3 separate regions of the Homo sapiens genome follow, and all the other regions are linked to region 1. The links are chromatin loops, found by intact Hi-C in ENCODE. Cell type or tissue: CD14-positive monocyte. All regions are shown on one strand.

Evidence for each region. A loop is a pair of places that touch in the nucleus more often than their neighbours do. Peaks named below come from ENCODE experiments on the same cell type or tissue, not always from the same donor. Only the 100,000 strongest peaks of a DNase experiment are listed, where the experiment ranks them.
Region 2: a loop joins it to region 1, with 4 times the contacts of the local background. A loop is called at or near these places in 15 of 110 quality-filtered maps.
Region 3: it touches region 1 in a loop (2.7-fold over the local background); 43 of 110 quality-filtered maps call a loop at or near these places.

What each region holds. Positions count from the first base shown.
Region 1 is chr2:233,239,361-233,247,360 of GRCh38, forward strand. No RefSeq gene overlaps it. Among named protein-coding and RNA genes, the nearest start is that of ATG16L1, 8.3 kb to the right of the region's middle. RefSeq lists a silencer at 3,435-3,629 and an enhancer at 7,921-8,000. In CD14-positive monocyte, no CTCF peak of the experiment used is centred here; DNase peaks (open chromatin) are centred at 3,381 and 5,651; H3K4me3 peaks cover 2,891 bases; H3K27ac peaks cover 4,163 bases.
Region 2 is chr2:233,072,561-233,080,560 of GRCh38, forward strand. It overlaps INPP5D (inositol polyphosphate-5-phosphatase D), which reads left to right. Exons shown (of 27, transcript NM_001017915.3): 2 at 6,775-6,838. Among named protein-coding and RNA genes, the nearest start is that of INPP5D, 16 kb to the left of the region's middle. RefSeq lists an enhancer at 725-1,430. In CD14-positive monocyte, no CTCF peak of the experiment used is centred here; DNase peaks (open chromatin) are centred at 3,272 and 3,631; H3K4me3 peaks cover 2,916 bases; H3K27ac peaks cover 6,335 bases.
Region 3 is chr2:233,095,505-233,103,504 of GRCh38, forward strand. The region is part of intron 2 of INPP5D (inositol polyphosphate-5-phosphatase D); the gene reads left to right. Among named protein-coding and RNA genes, the nearest start is that of INPP5D, 39 kb to the left of the region's middle. In CD14-positive monocyte, CTCF peaks have their summits at 3,350 (motif pointing right) and 3,551; a DNase peak (open chromatin) is centred at 5,427; H3K27ac peaks cover 3,563 bases.

The sequences.
Region 1 (8,000 bases):
GGGGTCATCAGAAGCCTCCACTGAGCTGGACATCCCGGGTGGCCTCTTCATTCACGAGTCCAGAACAGTGGAAACTGGCTCAGTATCTCGGTATCTCGGTAACTCTCTCTCTTTCTCTCCCTCCCCCCATCCCGTGTCGTGTGTGTGTGTGTGTGTGTGTGTGTGTGTGTGTGTGTGTCTTTCTCTCTCTTCTTGCTCTCTCTCTCTCTCTCACTCACTTGCTGGCTCTCCACACAGCCTCTCCACATGACTATCTTGGGCTTCCTCACAGCATGGTGGCCTCCCTGCAGTCGGGCTCTGTAGATGCTGGCTGGTTTATCACAGAGCAAGCATTCCAAGAGACTGAGAAGGAGCTGCAAGGCTTCTTGTAACCCAGTTTTGAACCTTGTGCAAAGACGCTTCCTCCGCATTTTATTAGTTACATAGAAGCAGCCCAGACTCAGTCCAGGGATTACCAGGAGGCATGGTGTGGCAGACTGGGAGTAAGGGGAGCTTTGGAGAGGAACTACCATGGATACCCCTTTCCCACTCAGCCACAGGCCTCTGGGGCAGCCAGCCTCACCCTCCAGCCTGAGGGTGAACAAGATGGGTCTAAAGGTGATGCCTTCCCCTTGCCAAGAATGAGCATGTGACCCTGTTTTGGTCAATGAGATATAAGGGGGATGTCTGCTGGGCTTCTGGGGAAGTTTTCACATTCCTAAGAGAGAGTCTTCTTCCTCAGGTCATGCTCGGATTTGAATAAGTTTTCTGGAGCTGCCCTGGGCATTTTCCATCAGCCTGAGGATGACACCATCCCTAAGAAGGGCAGAGCAGACAGGTGGAAAGACCCAGGGCCCTGGATGCCACAGTGTAGCCCATCCACAGCCAACCCTGAAGCCCACCCTACTTTGGGACTCTCTGTTATCTGAAATAAGCCAAGACCACGTCTCTCTCTCTCTATATATATGTGTGTGTATGTGTATACATATATACACATACATACATATATGTGTGTGTATATATATACATATATATCACTCATATATATACACACATACATATATGATATATATGAGTAATATATATGTGTGTACATATATATGAGTGATATATATGTGCATATATATGATATATATAGATATATAGATATGTATGATATATATAGAGATATATCATATATATATAGATAGATATGTATCTATATATATATAGATATATATATCACTCAGGCTGGAGTGCAGTGGTGTTATCACAACTCACTGCAGCCTCAAGCTCCTGGGCTCAAATGATCCCACCTCAGCCACCCCTTAGCTCTCCTATGCACAGAGGGCTGTACAGTAGATGGCTGTCTGAATTTGGCCTGCGGGCCATATTTCGCTGATCCCTGGTTTAAAATGTCAAGGAGTAAATACTGCTGACACAAGATGCTGACTTAAGGCTGCTTGTCCCTCTAATCCCCACTGTAAATTATCATTATAATTATCCACTGATGCTCAGGTTCGCAAATCTGCAGATTGTAACTTAATTTAATTCTTGCTTGAGTGAGAGGATGAGTTTACCTTAAGCTTAAAAGATGGTAACTTTTAAGATTAAGGTAATGGGTGTGAGGTGGGTGCTGGGCTTCTGTAAGAGAAGTCAAGACTTGTAAGGAGAAAAATATTCTTACAGCTTAATAAGGCAAAGGAGAGTCACTAGCAAGAATCAAAGTGCTTATTGCCTTTTAGATACTTCCCCAGTACCCCACTTCCTGACCAAACCACAAAGGTCACTTCCTCTTGCCTCCAATACACACACCTTTAACTGAGAAACCTTAATCGGGGTGGGGATCATGTTGGTCACCAAGGAGATGGGACCTTGAGGGAAGAGAGATAAAAAGAAGTAAAGAAGTCTGGGCATGGTAGCTCATACCTGTAATCCCAGCACTTTGGGAGACCGAGGCAGGCAGATCACCTGAGCTCAGGAGTTCAAGACCAGCCTGACCAACATGGAGAAACCCTGTCTCTACTAAAAATACAAAATTAGCCGGGCATGGTGGCGCATGCCTGTAATCCCAGCTACTTGGGAGGCTGAGGCAGGAGAATCACTTGAACCCAGGAGGCAGAGGTTGCAGTGAGCTGAGATCATGCCATTGCACTCCAGCCTGGGCAACAAGAGCAAAACTCTGTCTTAAAAAAAAAAAAAAGAAGAAGAAGAAGTAAAGAAGGCCAAGCGTGGCGGCTCATGCCTGTAATCCCAGCATTTTGGGAGGCCAAGGCAAGTAGATCACTTGAGGCCAGGAGTTCAAGAACACCCTGGTCAACATGGCAAAACCCTGTGTCTACTACAGATTAAAAAAAAAAAAAAATCATCCGGGCATGGTGGCACACGCCTGTAATCCTAGCTACTCAGGAGGCTGAGGCATAAGAATCACTTGAACCCGGAAGGTGGAGGTTGCAGTGAGCCAAGGTCATGCCACTGCACTCCAGCCTGGGTGACAGAACGAAACTATCTCAAAAAAAAAAGAAAAAGAAGAAAAGAAAATAAAACAGGTGGGGAGGGAGAGACTGTGTAAGGGAGAGGGTGTGGCCTACTCCGCCCACCAGGGTGTGATTAAGGAATGTACCTCCATGGTCTGGGCAGATCCAGGCCCTAGGGAAAGCTCAGGGGTAAGTTGAAAAGACCATGGAAGCCACTCCTGAATCTCCACCTCAATGTGGACTCTGTAAGGGCTGGGCCAGATCTCTTAAGCCTGAAGCAAAGGACAACTGAACATTTTCCAAGGTCCTTCCTGTGCTTCACAGGCTAGACCGTTCTGCCCTGGACTGGACTGTCCCACACTTCCAGGAGAACCCCATGCTCTGGGGTCTCCCTGGTGTTTGGAGAAGCCATTTATCCATGCAGACAATTTGACAAAATGAAGGGAGATATGCAAGGATTTCTGAGGAAATTTTAGCTGTGGGGAAGCTTCATAGAAACTGAGGTCCAGTGTGCACTTTGGGATCGAAATATTTCCTTATTGAAAAGAAGAGGCTCGGAGACAAAAAGCCGGAGTGCGTGGAATGTCACGTGCCACGCAGAGGTGCCAGTCCTGGAGCCCCATCTCTGCAGGAAGCTGTGTCCCTGGGTGGCTTCTCCTGATTTGGGGACCAGCCTCTCAAAGGCAAAGTGCCTGGGCGTTCAGATTTGCAGAGCAAGTTAGAAAGTTAGACAAATCGGTGTTCCCATTTTTGGCCCTTATAAAGACAAAATGTCAACTTGATACTAAAGCAAAGACCCATATCTCATGGCATACGATATTTATTTATTGATTGAATCAAAATCAGATTCCACTGCTGCATACTGTCTGGTTCTGCTGTACGAGAACGCAGTAGTGGTTAGATATGCTGCAGAGCTATTCATATCTCGTGAGTCATTGGAACAGTGCGTTTTGAAATGGTGTCCCTTCACTTTCTGTTTAGGGGGAAAAGAGGAAATAGTTCTATGACAACAGCAGTATTTTCTAATATTCTAGGTTTATTCTAATTTTTTATTTATTTATTTTTTTTAGACAGAGTCTTGCTCTGTCACCCAGGCTGGAGTGCAGTGGTGCAATATCGGCTCACTGCAACCTCCGCCTCCCGGGTTCAAGCAATTCTCCTGCCTCAGCCTCCCAAGTAGCTGGGATTACAGGCACCCACCACCATGCCCAGCTAATTTTTGTATTTTTAGTAGAGACAGGGTTTCGCCATGTTGGCCACGCTGGTCTTGAACTCCTGACCTCAAGTGATCGCCTGCCCCGGCCTCCCAAAATGCTGGGATTACAAGCATGAGCCACCATGCCCTGCCTATTCTAATATTTCTAATTGTAATTTTGGAGTTATGATTTTTTGGGGGGGGGCTATGATTTTTTTGGGGGTTATGATTTTTTTAATTCGAAATTTCTCCCACCTGCAGATACTATTATTTAGAGCAGAGCTTAACTTACTCAGAAGTTCATGAGATCTCAGATCCAGAAACTTTTCCCAAGAAGCTTGGACATGGATTGCTGGTAAACACAAAAACTGCATGGAGGGCAGAGCAGCCGGTTGACTCCCCCTTGTCAATATCTTAAAGTGGAAAAGCTTGACTTAGTGACTGTCATTTTGTCTGCGCAGCCCTGGTCTTTTCTTAGGCTTGCCTGCTTGTATTAGTCTTGGGTGGCGAGTGAAGATAATAGCTCAGTGTAAACTAGCTTAAGTGACCTGCGGGACTGTGTTGGCTCAAGTCCTGGTGGGGAGAATAGGGCTGGGCTAGTTGCAGGACTGGCTGGAACCAGGGACTCTAACTCCATCAGGGCTCCTGGCTTCTCATCTCTACTTCTCTCTGTAGGATTGTTCCATTGTTTTCAGACTGGCCTTTTCATGAGACAGGGGACACAGCCACTAGCAGATCTAGATCTAGATCCTTAGACTTCACAACCAAAGAAGAAAAGGGACCCTCTCCCCTGGATCCACTTTAAAAATTCCTGTGGAGGATGGTGACTGAGAAGCGTTCCTATGCCTACCCCTGGGGCCAATTTGTTGCAGGAAGGGATGGAGAAATACCATTAACTAGCAGGAGGGTATAATCTGTTACCAAAAGAAAGGTGGAAGGCTGGGCCCGGTGGCTCATGCCTGTAATCCTAGCACTTTGGGAGGCCAAGGCGGGTGGATCACTTTAGGTTAGGAGTTTGAAACCAGTCTGGCCAACATGGTGAAACCTTGTCTCCACTAAAAATACCAAAATTAGCCAGTCAGGTGGCACGCATGCCAGTAATTCCAGCTACTCAGAAGGCCGAGGCATAAGAATCGCTTGAACCCGGGAGGTGGAGGCTGCAGTGAGCCAAGATCTCACCACCGCACTGGCGACAGCCTGGGCAACAGAGCGAGACTCTGTCTCAAAAAAAAAAAAAAAAAGAAAAGAAAAGAAAGAAAGAGAAAGAAGGAAGGAAGGAAGGAGCGGGGAGGGAGGGAGGGAGAGGGAGATTGAGAAAGAGAGAGAAAGAAAGAGCGAGCTAGCCAGGCCAAACAGAAGATGTGTTCTGCCTGTCCCTTCTGGGAGCTGCCCCTTCCCCTCCATCCAAAGGAAGCTGTCCTGGAAGACTGGCCTGCCCCTTTGCCACAAGGATTCTTAGATACGGGCACCTGCTGGTCCATCAGAGTCTTCTCCCAGGAATTGAGAACTGGAGCTCAGAGGCGCCAGCTCTGTTTGGCTGCTTGTGTGTACTGAGGAGCTTTCAGAGGAGCTATTTCTTTACCTCGAGGATGGGAGAACCGCGAAACACAAATGGCTGGGCCACAAGACAAGAGAAGAAGGAAGCAGCAAGCCATGGAGAAGCGGATGCAAAGGGCTGAGCACGCTGGCTGATCTGCATCCTGGTTGCAGTGATTCCTGGGATCCAGCCACATCTCTGCTGCCAGTCTCTGCAGCACACTGAATCCAGACAATAACCCCCCTTTTTCCCTTAAGGTAGCTCATATTGCACTTCTTTTGCTTGCTATCAAAAACATTCTAACTGATACACAATCTCAACCTAAAACAGTCTCAGCCCTCATAGCCTGACACACAGCCAGTAGCATGGTGAAGCAGGTGAGTTCTGGCACCAGGCTTCCTTGACTGTATCTTAGTTCTGCTTCTTCCTAACTTGTGACACCAGACACGTTGCTCTGCTTCTTCCTAACTTGTGACACCAGACAAGTTACTTTTTTTTTTTGGATGGAATTTCACTCTTGTCTCCCAGGCTGGAGTGCAATGACACAATCTTGACTCACTGCAAACTTTGCCTCCCAGGTTCAAGTGATTCTCCTGCCTCAGCCTCCTGAGTAGCTGGGATTACAGGCGTCTGCTATCATGCCCGGCTAATTTTTTTGTATTATTAGTAGAGACGGGGTTTCACCACGTTGGCCAGGCTGGTCTTGAACTCCTGACCTCAGGTGATCTGCCCGCCTCACCCTCCCAAAATGCTGGGATTACAGGCATGAGCCACCATGCCTGGCCAAGTTATTTAACTTCTATATGTCTATTTCTTCATCTCCAAAAAGGAAATATTAATATACCTACATTATCGTGTTGTGAGAATTAAATAAGTTGATCCACGTAACACAGTGCCTGACATGTAAAAATCACTCCATAACATTAACTATTATTTGTAGTGGGAGATTGCAGTAGTGCCTAGGAGAAATTTTATCATCTCTTTAAAGATCAAAGAAACAAACCAAGGAAGATAGCCTCCCCACCTCCACCACGGATCACATTCCCAGCTTGCTAGAGGTGTCATGTTGAATCCTCTGGCCGGCATTCCAGACACCGGCTGCCAATATGCAGAGGAGATAAAGATCTCCAAGAAAGTTGAAATGTTACTAAAATGCTTGTACTGTAGTATAAGGATAATAACACTTCCTCAGACATCATTTTAAAAGTATGAAATTTGGCCAGGCATGGTGGCTCACACCTGTAATTCCAGCACTTTGGGAGGCCGAGGCGGGTGGATCACTTGAGGCCAGGAGTTCTAGACCAGCCTGGCCAACATGGTAAAACCCCGTTTCTACTAAAAATACAAAAATTAGCCAGGCCTGGTGGCAGGCACCTGTAGTCCCAGCTACTCAGGAGGCTGAGGCAGGAGAATTGCTTGAACCTGGGAGGCAGAGGGTTGCAGTGAGCTGAGATCGAGTCACTGCACTCCAGTCTGGGCAACAGACTAAGACTCCATCTAAAAAAATAACAAAATAAAAAATAAATAAATAATATGAAATCTGCCAGGCAAGGTGGCTCATGCCTGTAATCCTAGCACTTTGGGAAGCTGAGGCAGGAGGATTACTTGAGCCCAGGAGTTTGAGGCCAGCCTGGGCAACTTAGTAAGACCCGGTCTCTACAAAAAAACAAAACAAAACAAAACAAAAATTAGTCCCAGCTATTTGAGAGGCTGAGGTGGGAGGATCGCTTGAGCCTGAGAGTTTGAGGCTGCAGTGAGCCGTGATCGCGCCACTGCACTCCAGCCTGGGTGACAGATCAAGACCCTGTCTCAAAAAATGAAATAAAATAATATGAAATCTGAGTGTCAACATATATACGGAGTGAAGGACATGACCTGCATGTGGTTTAATCTATGTACACAGAGATTCTTTATAATGAAAATTTCCTGCCGTGTGCATATATGTGTATACACAAAAGCAACGACCCTAAAAAAAAAAACAAAGAAAAACAAGGAGCAAAAGAGCCAAGTAACATATGCCTATAAGGGGGCATTGTTATTATCATATTAAGAAATGAGGTTTGGACCCGGCACAGTGGTTCACGCCTGTAATCCCAGCACTTTGGGAGGCCGAGATGGGCGGGTCCCTTGAGGTCAGGAGTTCGAGACCAGCCTGGCCAACATAGTGAAACCCTGTCTCTACTGAAAATACAAAAAATTAGCTGGGCATGGTGGCAGATGCCTGTAATCCCGGCTACTCGGGAGGCTGAGGCATGAGAATTGCTTGAACCCAGGAGACGAAGGTTGCAGTGAGCCAAGATGATGCCACTGCACTCCAGCCTGGGTGACAGAGTGAGACCTTATCTCAAAAAATAAAAATAAATAAATAAATAAATAAATAAGGTTTGGAAGGCTCAGTGGTGTGTCTGGAAACCTGTGTTAGTTGGTTTCTTGACTATCCTTTGGTTTACTCTAGCAGCTATCGGGTTTATACAGCAGTTAACACAGTAACACAGTTAACTTAGTTTATTTTCACTTTGAGTAATATAATTTTGGGAAGAGCTGAAAAGGAGTGGAAATAAAGAAAGACTAAGATAATTTTTTAAAAGAATAATAGGAAATGAGATTTTAAGAATAAAAGCTAGAGAAAAACCAACAGAAGATAATTGAATCCCTTTGGTACTGCCATCAGGCCGGCTCTTTGTACTTTATGTTCCTTGCACCCATAACTGATACGTGTTCCAATCTCCCTTCCTAGAGTGAATTCTTTGAAGTCAGGATGCCCATCCCTATGCCCAACCCACACTGGAATTGCACTGTTTTTTTAACCTGCTGAGTGGAAGGTAAAGGAAAT
Region 2 (8,000 bases), 170 kb before region 1:
TTAAAAAAAGTTGGTAAAGCCACTTCTTCTCAATGCCATTTATACAGATAATTCTTTAATATTTACTTCAATTTATTCTTTAGTGTTGAATTGGTCTTGTTTTCTATTTCCTCCCATGTCACTTCTGTTAAGTTATACGTAATTTTCAGAGAACAATCTATTTGTTGAGATTTTCAAAATTTCTGGCAAACAATCATGCATAGTTTTGTATAACTGTAAGTTTTCTCTTTTATTGTGGCTGTCTTCATTTTCTCATTTCTAACTGTTTGTGGTGCCCAGGGTCCTGGCAGGAAATAGATGGCATGTTCAACAGGAGTGATAAAGACAGGAATGGCAAGGCAGCCAGTGGCTGGCACCCTCAGGATCCATTCCCACCCCTGAACTGAAGAGGCAGTGGCCAGAGCTGTGTCACCAGAACCTGGCAGGGCTGCAGCTAGGAGACTCCAGAGGTGGAGTTCTGTCCCTGCAAATCTGCAGCAGGCAGGGTGGGGTCAGTGGAACAAATCAGCCCATCCCCCCTTCACTCACCCTGCTGGTGCCTCGCTTCAGCCAAACCTGGGTAAAGCAGCCCCCGGAGATTTGCTGGCTGCACAGGGCAGGTGGAAAAGGGTAGAGAGTGGGTCTCGCTGGGGGAGGGGAGGCAGGGAGAGGCTGTCCAGCTCACTCGCATTTGTTTCTTTCCTTGATTCTGTTTGTCACAGGTTTGTCCATTTAATCTCCTACTTTTCAAGTGACAGGCTCTTAGGTTGGTTAATCTCTTCTGCTTTTTGTTTTTATATTCTAAAAAATGATCTCTGGACCGGACACAGTGGCTCACGCCTGTAATCCCAGCACTTTGGGAGGCTGAAGCAGGCGGATCACCTGAGGTCAGGAGTTCAAGACCAGCCTGGCCAACATGGTGAAACCCCATCTCTACTAAAAGTACAAACATTAGCCGAACATGGTGGCGGGTGCCTGTAATCCCAGCTACTCCGGAGGCTGAGACAGGAGAACAGCTTGAACCTGGGAGGCAGAGGTTGCAGTGAGCCGAGATCGAGCCATTGCACTCCAGCCTGGGCGACAAGAGCGAAACTCAATCTCAAAAAAAAAAAAAAAAAAAAAAAAAATCTCTGTCTTTTCAGGAAGCCCTGTTGCATCTGTAGGACTGAGATCAGCTTCTGTATTTCTCTTCTTCCCTCTCTTTTTTAAATCTTTGTCTTTTCCTCTAGTACCACTTTCTTGAGTGTGTCTTTTTCCTCGTTCACTTTCTCCAATCCATAGCTGCTATTTCCTGCCTCTGTCGTGTGTTAAATTCTGACTCTAAACGTCCCGGCTGTCCCTAATGGTCAGTTTCCTTTATCTCAGTTTGCTCATTTTTCACAATCAATCCCTCCAATTTCTGATATGCAGTGGTCTCTCGAATCTTCCTGAGTTCACAAATCAGACTTGTCCAGAATTTATTTTTATCAGTGATTCTATTTAAGATGGAAGTAACTCCCTGGAGTCCTTAGGAAAATGCCCTTTTCTGGATGGTGACATGTTTTCATAGGTCAGGTGATTTTTCTTTTCTGACAAAGAACTGTCGAGAACAATTGGATCAGATTTGTTCAGAGATGGGAGTGGGTTAAAACGACTGGCACTGGATGGGAGATGACAATTCAAGATCCAGCCGGTGGTGGGGCCAGAGATGAGGGTGTGGTGAGACACACAGAGGATGGGCTCCCTCCAAGGGTTGAGAGGGGGCGCCTCATACCTGGGTCTTGTCTTTGAGTAGCTGTCAGACGAGGAATAGCCCGCTGGACCCTCAAGCTGTTGTGGGGGTGCTCAGCCAGCTCCCAATAATACTCGGCCAGCCTCACCTCCATCTCTCACCTCCTGGCCAGCTGAGCCACCTGTTAATGCTTTCTCCCTTCTGGAGGGGTCCATGTTAGCAAGAAATGGCCTCTTTTCATTCATCAACTTTAGCTTTCTCTCTGGCTGTGATTCTTCAAGGTTTGGAGTGGCGAATGGTGAACAGTTTGTTTCCCAAGGTTGCCACACATTTTCTTGTCCTTCTACATTGGTGCAAATAGTTTTTTTTGTGTTTTTTTTTTGAACGCAGGGTTTCCAGCCCCCGTTCTCCTACCCCATCTTGTCCAGAAATCTGCAGAAACACAAGTCTTAAGAAAATGCAAAAACACAGACAAAAACATTAGAAATTAGAAATGATACGTAACAAGAGTCACAAAAGGATTTAAAAGCAATTACAGGAGCAGATCAGCAAAGCAAGATAGGAACACAAAGAGGTTCTTGAATTTTATAGTTGGATTCTCTGTCTCTCTGTGGGTCTGTCCATGGTGAAGATGTTCCTGGGTCTGGCTGTCAGTGTTCATTTGGCTAGGAATGGCCACACAGAAATGCTAAGATTTATCTGAAAGAATCAAACACGATGATGTTTCTTCCTACTTCCACGGGCTTGTCCTCCCATATTAGAGTAGAACTTCTCGTACTACATCAGGGTTGACCTGGTCCAGAAATGCTCTTCTACTGAGAAGCACCTTCCTGCCTCTTCTTTGCCTCCACACTCAGCACAGGGTGGGCACCTGTCATCACCCAGCACCTGTGGGAGTCACATGGGAAATTTGCTGTAAGCCCCCCTTCATTTGGGAATGGAACAAATCTCATTTGTTAGCAGAAGGAAGTACTGTTGGGCCCAGTGCTATCCTAACCCAGATCTCCAATGGGAATAATCCTGATCTGATTACTCTGAAAGGTCATCCAGTCACTGGGAGGAGTCTCAGCTGAGAGCCAGTGTTAGCGTAACAAGGTGTTACCAAATCACCACAAAGAGCTGGGGAAGGGCTGGGCGGGACCCACTGCCCCTAAAGAGCAGTGAGCATGTTTTCCAGGTTATGTTCCAGGGCAGCAATTGCCAAACACTATTTAGTTGTAGAATCTTTGCTTTAAACATTTTGCATGCAAGATATTGTGTGTGTGTGTGTGCATGTGTACATACACACATGCATGCATGCATGTTACATGTATACACATGTATGCATATGTTGTGTGTGCACATGTATATGTGTGTGTGTGTGTGTGTATATAGGACCAGAGTGAAGTACAAACTGCTGGTGGGGTGGCAGGCCAAGTGAGCACCTTCCTCCACCGCTTGGCAGAGCCTCCACACCCGTGGAATACAGTTTGGTACTACTGCTCACCCAACGACTTGTGTGTGGCGGGGCTGATGGGGTGTGTGTGGGGTGGTGCTGTATGTTTTCCCTTGAAGGTTGAAACTGATTCAGCCCTGGGGGTCAGAATGTCCAGCCCTGTGCATTGGCTATGCAGGGTCATTAACATCTGCTGAGATGTTACTGTCTAAGGGGGAAGTATCTTCTTCCTGTTATACTAGCTTTTGAATTCTGATCTGTTTTGGTAACATGGAGCTGTTTCTTTGTTTCAGTGTTTCTAGAACATCTTTGAAAAAGCCATAAAGGTTTGTCTGCCACACTTGATTGAACCAAAAAGCCTTTCCTGTTCTGTGCGCCTGCCTCTGACTCTCCCTTCGTGATTATGTTCTTTCTCTCTGTCTACAGGCTGATGTTTGGGCTGGCTGGAGCTCTTCCACAAGTCAGCTGCCCTCAGCCAAATAAGAGGCTGTTCTCACCCCTCACCTCATTTGCATACCTACAGGAGGAAGTGCCAAGGGAAGAGAGCATTGAAAAATAAGAGCACAGCAGAGTTGAGCTATCTCCACATTTGTCTGGCAGGCTCTGCAAAGGGGATTGAGGCCAGTGGTTCTCTGTGTCCCAGAGGTGTCCCTGGGAGATGTAGTGTCACTGGACTAGAGATTCATCCTTGCTATCTCTGATGCAAGACGATTGTATCAATTCAGGCTCTGGAGGTAGGACAGGGAGCAGAAGGATGGGGACTAAAGCCATGGAAGAAAGACAGAAAAATCACCTTTTCTATGTGAAGTGAAGAGACATGTGGAAGTGAAATTACTCAAAATTCTTTTTAAGTACCCATGATGCAAAAGCCATAAAATAAAATATTGTAAAATTAGCCACATAAAATTGTAAAACATCTACACAGCTTTAAAAACAACCTGTTAAAAATAACTCCAAAATATATTGTAGCATATATCAGAGTCTTATTCATAACTAAGCAAAAAATGATACCAAAATAAGCGAGTCAAAGACACAAAAGGGAATTCACAGAAAAAGAAATACAGATAACTAAACATGGGAACATGCTGAAGGACTTTTCTCATAAAGAAAGGCAAATTAAAGCAAGTTATCATTCTCACCTCTCAGATTTGCAAAGATTAAAAGGTCTGATAACAGCCAGTTGGCAGGGTGTGGGGAAATAGACACATTCATATCCGGTTAGTAGGAGAAAAAAAAGGCCACAACTTCATTGGAAGACAGTTGGTACAGTTGGTAGTCTCTATCAAAATAGCAAATCTCCAGGTCATTTAGCCAGCTGTCACCTTCTAGTGATTTACCTACAATCACTAATAAACGTCAACACGTGTACAGCACATGGTGAAACATGATGAAAATAGTAATAAACCATCTCTCACTTGGCTTGAGAAGACCTCTATGATCTTTTTTGGTGAAAAAAACAAATTTCAGAAAACGGTATACATAGTATGATATTATTGGCATCTAAAAAGATATGCATATATAATCTTGTGGGTATGTTTAAAATTTCTGAACTTACTTACAAACAGGAATAGGAAATCTAAGAAGAGGGGCTCATGGGAGTGGGGAAGGAGATGTTTATTTTTTATTTTATATCTTTCTGTATGGATTTCATTTTTTAAAGTTAGTATATATTTTAAAAAATCTAGTTAAACAGGGTCAAGTGCAGTGGCTCATGCCTGTAATCCCAGCACTTTGGGAGGCCGAGGTGGGTGGATCACCTGAGGTCAGGAGTCGAGACCAGCCTGACCAATATGGAGAAACCCCATCTCTACTAAAAATACAAAATTAGCTGGGTGTGGTGGCACATGCCTGTAATCCCAGCTACTTGAGAGGCTGAGGCAGGATAATTGCTTGAACCTGGGAGGCAGAGTTTGCGGTGAGCCAAGATTGCGTGCCATTGCACTCCAGCCTGGGCAACAAGAGCAAAACTCTGTCTCAAAAAAAAAAAAAAAAAAAAAAAAACTCTCTCTACTAAAAATACAAAAATTAGCCAAGTGTGATGGCAGGAGCTTGTAATCCCAGTTACTTGAGAGGCTGAGGCAGGAGAATTGCTTGAACCTGGGAGGCAGAGGTTGCAGTGAGCCGAGATCGTGCCACTGCACTCCAGCCTGAGTGACAGAGTGAGACTCCGTCTCAAAAAAAAAAAAAAAAAATCTAGTTAAACAAAACATACCAATAACATATGTAAATGCTCAGTGGAGTGCCTGTACCTGAGGGGGTGAGTGTGTGGAGCTTCTACACTGAGGCACTGGCTTCATTACAGAGGCTGGTCCTGTCTACAGGGCTCTACGGGCCAGGTGAGCCTTCCGGGCTCAGGAGAATCTTAAGTAGCAAAATGGGGCAAGATTATGGTGGGTGAGAACAGACCAGCAGCTTTAAGTAAGAGCCTAAGATCCAAATAGCTTTCCCTCGATCTCCTGACAGCCTTCTGGCCTCAGCAGCCGATGGATTCCATGGGTGTTAGCTGCTGCCAGGGTTTCAGCAGGCTGAGGGCCACCGCAGTGTGCCCCTCTCCCAAGGTGCTAGCACTTGACAGCCCCCTTTTCCTCTCACAGGTTTTAGGAAAGTGAAAAGTACCTTCTCCTCCTCACATTAGAGATGACTGTGCCAAAGGAAGGTAGAGCTTCTAGAAAGAGAAGAGAATCTGGGATTCCTAGGACCTTCTTGTTAGAAACAACCCCAAGACTTGCTCTCCAGCTGCTGGGGCAAATCCAGGTCTCGGCAAGGCTGGTGGCCAACCCCTGGGAGATAATCCACGGGGCATAGTGTCCAAGAGGATGAAGCCATTTGGGGGTGGCAGGGAGCTCAGCGGGAACGAGGTGCTGAGTGATCCCTGCCCCTGACAGGTGGCCCCTCTGTGGCTGGGCCTGGCTTTCCATTCACCATGGGCCGCTCTGCTTGGGCCCACTGGAGTCGTGTTTCTTCTTCAAACACCCCCTCTTTTTTGTTGTTTTTTTGTTTTGTTTTGTTTTGTTTTGAGACGGAGTCTCACTCTGTCGCCAGGCTGGAGTGAAGTGGCACATTCTCGGCTCACTGCAACCTCCGCCTCCTGGGTTCAAGTGATTCTTTTGCCTCAGCCTCCCAAGTAGCTGGGACTACAGGTGTGCGCCACCACGCCCAGCTAATTTTTGTATTTTTAGTAGAGATGGGATTTCACCATGTTGGCCAGGATGGTCTCAATCTCTTGACCTTGTGATCCACCCATCTCAGCCTCCCAAAGTGCTGGGATTACAGGCGTGAGCCACCGTGCCTGGCCTGCAAGCACCCACTCTTGCTCTATCTTCTTGGCAGCCGAGAGGTTAAGAAAGCCCCTCCATGTGGCAGACTCCTTTAGATCAGATCCTTTAGCTGCCGGGTCCCCACCTAAATGACCCCCCCCAACCTTTTCCTGGTGCTCCCTGAGTGCAGAAGCAGTGGGGGAATAAGAGTGCCTCAGCCCACGATTGCTGGACGTCAGGACTCACCTCCATCTTAAGAGAACGGTCAGCTCCGAAATTCGGAGACTTTGTGTCCAGATTCCTCAAGCTGTGTCAGGAAGTCTTGTCTTTTCAGTTAAGAGGAAACCGGGTCTTCCTGCATGGGTTCTAATAAAGTCTTTGATCTATTTCAGGTATCGGAATTGCGTTTACACTTACAGAATTCTGCCCAATGAAGATGATAAATTCACTGTTCAGGTGAGTCCTTTATAAACCTAGAAATCTGAACCTGACTTCAGCCGATACTGGCAGAGAAAGGGTGTAAACGATGAGGAAGGAAGTGCACGCGCAGGTAGCCGGACGTGAAGGCCTGGCTGAGCCTGGCTTCCTCCCAGGTGTCCATGGGGTGGCTTAGCTGGTAAACTGGGGCCCTCCAAGTGACCCTGCTCTGTGACATGACGGAGTTGCATGCCACAGGCTATTTGTGGTCCATAGGTGTGAAGAGGAAACGAAGGTGAAGCAGACTGTCCAGAGATGAAGGGAAAGGAGGGGCTGTGGCTTGGCCGACTGTTGTCTTCAGTCTCTCAAAGGAGAGAGAGGAAGTGGCTCAGGAGGGAGAGAAGGGAGGTGAACTTACAGGAGAACAGACCGTGTTTTCTGAGGGGCTGCGAGACTAGCACAAAACAGTGCCTTTCCATTTGTAGAACTCTGTTCTGTCCGAGGCTGGTGCTCACTGCATCTGATTTCACCAAGCAAAGTCAAAATGTGCAAAACTTGCAGTTCATTTTTTAATATTTTTTATTTTTGAGACAGAGTTTCACTCTTGTCACCCAGGCTGGAGTGCAGTGGCGCCATGTCGGCTCCCTGCAACCTCCACCTCCCAGGTTCAAGTGATTCCCCTGCCTCAGTCTCCCTAGTAGCTGGGATTATAGGTGCCCGCCACCATGCCCGGCTGATTTTTGTATTTTTGGTACAGATGGGGTTTCTCCATGTTGGCCAGGCTGGTCTTAAACTCCTGACAGCGAATGATCTGCCCACCTCGGCCTCCCAAAGTTCTGGGATTATAGGCATGAGCCACCCCGCCAGGCTGCAGTTAAATTTAAAAACAAAAATCAGCTGCACCCGTCCAAGCCCGGGAAGGCCACCCTAAGCACGGTTTACTAAAGCCTTTGTTTCGCCACAAAATGTGACAACTGAGTGTGTGGAAGCCAGGAAAGCTATTGTTATCTGGCTACATGAAGAGCACATGGAGGTGGCAAGAAGGAAGGAGACAAAGTTTCCACATCCCGGGTGTGTGTGTGTGTGTGTGTGTGTGCACGTGACAGAGAGAGAGAGAGAGAGATGCTCAGTTCTCAGGGACTAGAGTAAGAGGCACAGCAGTGCATCCACGTCCCAAGCAGAGTAGCCGGGGTCGACAAAG
Region 3 (8,000 bases), 140 kb before region 1:
CCCAGCTACTTGGGAGGCTGAGGCAGGAGAATCGCCTGAACCTGGGAGGCAGAGGTCGCAGTGAACCGAGCCACTGGACTCCAGCCTAGGCAACAAGATTGAAACTGTCTCAAAAAAAAAAAAAAAAAAAAAAAAAAAACAACTCCTGGGCTCAAGCAATCCTCCCACCTTGGCTTCCCAAAATGGAGATAGAACTTTTAAAATAATTTTTTTTTTACATTTAAAAGTTATATCTCAGCTTGGTCAAAAAAAAATTAAAACAGTACCAAAGGAAATACATAGGAAATAGAGATCCCCTTCTCCTATTGGTAACCCTAATGTCCTGCAAATCCCCCACCCTAGTCCCACTGTTGACAGTTTCTCAGATACTGTTTTCAAATGTTTTATATATTTATATTTGTTTTTGTAAATAGGATAATACCGTATACACTGTTCTGCGATTTGCTTTCTTCCCTTAGCAATCTGTCCGTGAGATGGATCCAAGTTCATTCATGCATCTTTTGTGCTTTTTAACAGTTGAACGATAATGGATGGATACATAGATGATTTTCTTTTTTGTTGTTCTCACTACAAAAGACAGATGCTACAATAAGCAAGGCTTGCTTGTGACTGTGCATACAAGCTTTCTCCAAGAAAAACTATTACTGGGTTGAAGGAATGCGTATATGATTGTAAAATACTGCCAAACTGCTTTGCCCGGGGCTCTTCCGAGTGACCTTCTCACCCAGTGTCTCTTGGTCCTCATGATGCTCACACATCTCAATTCTGGACATTACCAGTGCCTGTAATTTTCAGCAGACAATGAGTGAAATATGTGATCGCAATATTTTATTTTGCATTTCTCTCATTAGAAATGACACTAATGACCCAGGCGTGGTGGTTCATGCCTATAATCCCAGCACTTTGGAAGGCAGAGCTGGGCGGATCACCAGAGGTCAGAAGTTCGAGACCAGCCTGGCCAACATGGTGAAATGCCAACTCTACTAAAAATACAAAAATTAGCCAGGCGTGGTGGCGCATGCCTGTAACCCCAGCTACTCAGGAGGCTGAGGCAGGAGAATCACTTGAACCTGGGAGGCGGAGGTTGCAGCGAGCCGAGATCACACCACTGCACTCCAGCCTGGGTGACAGAGCGAGATCCCATCTCAAAAGAAATGACACTGAGCCTATTTTCATATATGCATTCACCATTTGTGTTTCTTTTCCTGTCAATTGCCTATTTATATTCTTTTTCCATTTTTTCCTTTTTAAAAATATTTCCGATTTTAAAAACCCTTTATATGTTTTGTATATTAATTTTGGGGGTAAGTTATATGAAAATATTTTCTCCAGCCTGCAATGTTTTTAAACATTGTTTATGGTGCGTTTTGTCATGTGGAAGTTTAAAACCATTAGGTAGTCAAATGTTTTCATTTACGGATTCTGAGTTTTGTGAATCACCCATCCCAATATTATTTATTTAGGGAAAATGCTATTTTCTTCTAACAATTTTTAATGTGTTTTTATGTTTAGCTCTTTATTTATTTTTATGTTTGGTATAAAATAGGGACTATAACTTCACCGTCCAAATGGATAGCCAACACCGTATTAAATAGCCCATCCTTTTCCCATTGATTCACAATGCCATTATATCATGTGCTAATTTCCCCCATAGTCCTAATCTGATTTGAAACGCCTCCTCCTGTTCCATTGATAGATTAATCTACTCTTGACCCAGCTGCATAGGTTTAATCGAGGTGGCTTTCTTGTGTGTTTCCTTATCTGGCAGACTAAGTTCCCATTTATTATTCTCATTAGTCCTTGCTTGCCATGCATTTTCTTTTCCAGGTGATTTTTAAAATCAGCTTGTCAAGTTCTCTGAAAAAATCCCAGTTAGAATTTTGTGCAATTACATGTAATTAATAGGTTAATTTATAAATAACTTATGTTCTTATAACATCAAGTCCTTCAATTTGAGATCATGGTTTCTCTCTCCATTTATTCAGCTTTTCTTTTATATCTTTTTTCTGCTTTCTCCATATAGTTCTTAAACCTGCTCTGTTACTGAGTGTGATGTAGCTTTAATTACCTTTGCAAACAGAATCTTCCTTTTCCATCATGACATTTTCTGGTTAGGTTTTGTGGGTATCTAGGAAAGTGATAGTTTCGGTAGGGTACTCTTAAATATCTGTCTGAATTCTCTTATTCATTTTAATAGTTTCTGAATTTATTCTTTTGGCTTCCCTAGGTAAATGATCTTGTTTTGTGCAAATAATGGCAGACAGTCTGTTCCTTCCAATGCAACTCATTTAGGGACAGGGGAGTTGTTCTGATCTGTTTTGTGCTGGCTGGGACCCGCCGTGCAATGCTGCAGATCAGTGGCATGGTGCTTTTGGTTGTCTCATTTCTTTTTTTTTTTTTGAGACAGAGTCTCACTCTGTCGCCTAGGCTGGAGTGCAGTGGCGCGATCTCGGTCACTGCAACCTGCACCTCCCAGGTTCGAGCAATTCTCCCACCTCAGCCTCCTGAGTAGCTGGGATGACAGGCATGCGCCACCATGCCTGGCTAAATTTTGTATTTTAAGTAGATTTAAAATACAGGGTTTCACCATGTTGGCCAGGCTGATTTCGAACTCGTGACCTTAAGTGATCCACCTGCCTCAGCCTCCCAAAGTGCTGGGATCACAGGGATGAGCCACTGCACCCGGCCTTGGTTGTCTCACTTCCGATTTCCAAGGATGTTTCTGCTCCAGGAGGAGGATGCAAGTCAAAGACAAGGAGTGCAACAGGAGTGCTGGGAGATGGGCACTCACCGAATGGTGCCCAAATGGGACCAGCACCGTGGATAGGAGCTGGAAAACTTAGCCAGTGGTGAGCCACAGGGTCTTCTGAGCCAGCTCAACCCACTGCGAGGCTCCTCTTTGGTGAGACGTGGTGCTGGAGGCGTGGTCAGGGCCAGACACCAGGAAACTCTCAGGCCACAACCTGTATATCTCTAGATAGTTCTGGTCTTCTTTAACGTGTTCCTTGAATAGAGCAGAAATCGGCCTCCTATAAAATCCACTCCTGGATCCCGGTTCTCCCCTCAGGAGATACATGGAAGCCTCAACTGTTTGAAAAACCAGGCAGGTCTCTCTTGAGGTTTCTTCAGGCCAAACCCTCTGGGTTACTTCAGCCATTCCGCACGCCCCTCTTAACCCCAGGCCATCCCAGATCCACCTCCCATGACACACTCAACCTGGTGCCTGTCCTTCCTAATGGGGGTCTCAGAACCCAAGGCCTGCAGAGTGGACTGACCCTCCCACCGGGCGCCCCTCCACGAGTGCAGTCTCACAGACAGTGGCACCAGGGGGCGCCCATTCAGCGATCCAGCTTCACAATGTATTTGCCATCGACTAAAATGCCATCGTCTTTTTCACATGTGCTCCTGCTAAGCTAGATTTGGAACTTTATTTTTATTTATTTATTTATTTATTTATTTATTTTTGAGACAGAGTCTCACTCTGTCGTCCAGGCTGGAGGGCAGTGGTGCGATCTTGGCTCACTGCAACGTCCGCCTCCTTGTTCAAGCAATTCTTCTGCCTCAGCCTCCGGAGTAGTTGGGATTATAAGTGTGCGTCACCATGTCTGGCTAATTTTTGTATTTATAGTAGAGGCGAGGTTTTGCTATGTTGGCCAGGCTGGTCTCGAACTCCTGACCTCAGGTGATTCACCCACCTTGGCCTCCCAAAGTGCTGGGATCACACGTGTGAGCCACCGTGCCCAGCCGAGACTTGGAACTTTAGATTGTTTTGTCCTAAACTTCCCATGGCTACACCAGCCCGTTACTCCAGACCATTGAGGTCAGCTTCATCCTGGCTCTAGCACCTGGCATGTGTGCCATCCTCCTAGCTGGATGGCAGCCCCACATTGGAAGGCCTGCCTCCTGGATCCTTATCTGAATTGCTGATGTGAATGAAAGGAGGAACCAACAGCACAGACGCCTATGTCTGGACTGACACTGGTGTGGCCTCAGCCAGGCCCATCTCTCTCCCTGTGCTCTTCAACAACAACAAAATCACAAATGAACCCCATAAAATGCTTTATGGAAACCTATAGATATCAGATTAAAGATCACAATCTGGTGGCCCCTATGTTGGATTTAGTGTTCTGTTCACCCAACCCATATTTTTAAAAATTATGAACCAGTTACAAGCATTTTTAAAAATTCAGAGATTTCTACATAATAATCTGGATTTTCAGCTTTCCTTGAAAAATCTGAAGATCTGATACCCTTGATTATTCCACAGTGATGTAGCTGGGGTGGGGCGTGTATTAGTCTGTTTTCACGCAGCTGATAAAGACATACCTAAGACTGGGCAACTTACAAAAGAAAGAGGTTTAATGGACTCACAGTTCCACGTGGCTGGGGAGGCCTTACAATCATGGCGGAAGGTGAAGGGCACATCTCATGTGGCAGACAAGAGAAGAATGAGCTTGTGCAGTCAAACTCCCATTTCTAAAGCCATCAGATCTCATGAGACCCATTCACTATCACGAGAACAGAGCCGCCATAATTCAATCACCTCCCACCGGGTTCCTCCCACGACACGTGGGAATTGTGGGAGTTACAATTCAAGATGAGATTTGGGTGGGGACACAGTCAAACCATATCAGAGTGGAAGCATTCCCTTTCAATGGGGCAGTTCTCTTTGATGTGTCACCATCCCCACCTCGCCCTGTCGCCTCACTCGCAGCCTGTTCCACTCATTTACATCACCCGCCTGACTGCTGTAGGCCACTGAGCTATGATATTCATCAGACGCAACTAATTACCCAACTTGTGAGGCCAGCAACCACACACTGGTAAACAGGTTTAGTTGACTTGGTGTGTTCCCAGTGACCTCCTGCTGGTTCCCAGGCCCAGCACCTGCTTTGCCTCTCCTCACAGATCATGCTGTTAGTAATCTCATCTAGCCTCTTGCCTGGGGTGGACGTCAAGCTCACTACACTGTAAACTCCAAAACAGCCCACGTTACTCCCGGTGACAATCAGAATTCCCCCTGGCCTGCCCTCAGGTGTCCTGGCTCTCTCCTCTCAGCATCCCCCATGGACTCATGGGCACCCCCGGTTGAGCTCGCTCACCCAGAGCTCTCTCTCTTCCCTGGGATGAGGCTTGGTTCTACGGAAGCTGGGGTCGTCACAGCCTGTTTTCTGCCTTGGGGTTTGGTCCCAGTTCCTCAGAGCAGTGACTTTCAGTTCCTTTGCAGGTGTGACCTGTCTGCTCCTGTTAGAGCCTCCTTTCCCCAGAGGGCAGGGTGGGCCCCACTGGGGAGCTGGAGGGCTCACTTTTGTCACTGCACTTGCCACCCAGAACACTGTTACTGTCCCTTTCTGGCATTTCTTGGTTTCAGACAATCTCACCTACCCCTCAAAGAAGGCGGAAGCTTCCTGTCGTGGTCTGGCCCTTTGCCATCTTTCAGTGTTCCTCACTGAACGGTAATCCCCTCCGTGTGCCCCCAACGAGTCATTCACCATCTTGTGCTAACTGCATTTCTTCCTGATCCAAACTTGCTTTCTGGAGATGGGGGCCATGCAGAAGGGAAGGCGGGTGTATCAGGAGGTCTGGTCTCTGGGGACTGAAGGGATGATTTTGCCAAAAGGGTCAATGTCACTGGACCACATGCCATGGTAAACCTTGGACAACCAGTTCTCCAGGGAAGAAAACAAGCCCGTGATTTGTAGTGTTTGCCTATTTCTACCGTGGAGACACTCTAACCACAGCTCCCACCAGAGTGGCTGCATTCACAACCAGCTCTTGGGGTTCCTGGAAAACTGGGATTTGAGCCTGTAGGAGCCAGTGCCAGCACCCCATGGGCATGTGTGTTATCAGCTCACATCTGCCAAGTCCTGGCGAGGTCTGCCTGCCTCTAGGACTGTAGACGTCTTTATTAGAGACTCCTGTCACACCTGTTAGGAGTCAGACAGATTAATAATCACTTCTTTTTATTTAGAGCTCTTTTAATCCCCAAACTCTTATTTATAAGTTATTTTATAAATTAATAATGATATATCATATATTATATTATAATTAATAATGACATATATGTCATATAACATTATTAAAATCAATTAATTATTAAATAATTATAATATATAATTATATATTATATTATTATTAAATATATAACATATAATAGATATTATATATTACATATTATATAAGTAGTAATTGCATATTATATAAATAATATATATTATATATAATATAAATATATTTATTTATTATAAATTATATTTATTTATATTATATTTATAATTACATTATATTATATTAACTTATTTATAAGTTAATCAGTTTTACCTCTTCCTTGTGATCAGGTTTGGGAAGGATGTTTTTTCTACCTGCCTGGTCTGCTTCCTTGACTGTGTGATCAGGGTCAAACTGCCCATTCTTCTGAGCTTCAGTTTATTTATCTGAGAAATGGGAGTTGCTGGTCCATTAGCACAGTTAGCAGAGCAGGTGCTGCATGATGACCGTGGCTCTCACTGACTGGGAGCCACGCCCCGGGCTCTGTTAGTTCGTTAAACCACTTGGGCAAGTAGGTCTTGAAATCTTCATTCACGGCCAAGGAAACTGGTTTGGTCTCAGAGAGTTAGATACTGTACTCTAGATCGCACAACCAGTTGGTCGTGGAGCTAAGATTGACATTCGTAGCTGACATGGTGTTTTAAAACTTAGTCACAAACATTAAAAAATCGGAGATTTCATCTAGGAATCTGGACTTTTACCTTCTGAAAAATTTAAAATTCTAGCACCCAAGGCCTGTGTTACCCCATGATGCTGTAACTGGAGCTAACTGGAAGCTGCTGCCTTTGAAGGGGTGTTTCCCCCATGGGCCCCAGTCCCCGCCTCTCCCTAGTGTCCCACACCTCGCCTGCTTCACTCACACCAAGTTTCACATTTCGTGATTTTCCCCATGGGCCAGAATGAGAGGAAGAAACTGAGGCACAGAATGTTTTGGCAATTAATTCAGCTCAAATCAGAGAAGCCACAGCAGAGCTAAGAACCGGTCTTTCATAGTCAGGCTATGTGATCAAAACCACAGCGCCTCGGTGGCTCACGCCTGTAATCCCAGCACTTTGAGAGGCCGAGGCGGGCAGATCACAAGGTCAGGAGATCGAGACCATCCTGGCTAACACAGTGAAACCCCGTCTCTACTAAAAATGCAAAAAAAATTAGCTGGACGTGGTGGCGGGCGCCTGTAGTCCCAGCTACTCGGGAGGCTGAGGCAGGAGAATGGCATGAACCCGGGAAGCGGAGCTTGCAGTGAGCCCAGATCACGCCACTGCACTCCAGCCTGGGCGACAGAGCAAGACTCCGTCTCAAAAAAAAAAAAAAACAACCAAAAAACCACAGCGCCTTCTCACTACAAAGCCATGACTTTACAAACTGTTTTAATCCCTTCTGTCCCCATATTGCACTTTGTATAACACTCCCCTTCCTAGGAAACCATTTGAATGGGTGTCTTTTTATTTGAATATGTTCTTACAAAACACTATTGTTGTCTTGGGTGCATGCATTTTAAATTGACTGAAGTCATATCATAGCTTTCATTCTGTGTTCCCCCTTTTCACCAAAGGATCTTCCATGCTGCTGCGTGCACAGCAAGCTCTTGCTTCTGGCTGCTGCAAAACACCCCATGTATGCCTTGACCACACTACTTGTCCACTGTCCCAGTGATGGGCATCCAGGTTCCCTGCAAATCTCTGCTGCACAAAGAATGACAACCCATATAGGTGGGTTGTCAAAGTGAGCCCTGGGGTATATGCCCAGGAGTGAAGTTGCTGGGTCATAGCATATGCTCATATTTAATTTGCCTAAATTGTACCTGATTATTCTCCACAATGGCTGTCCTGGTCTATGTTCCTGGGTTTCTCTATCCAGCACAGATGTTGAGAGAGACGGGAGGGCTTTGCACCAGTAACTAGGCCCTTGGAATGGAGCTCAAGGCAGGCTTGCCTCATGTCAAAGGCACCAGA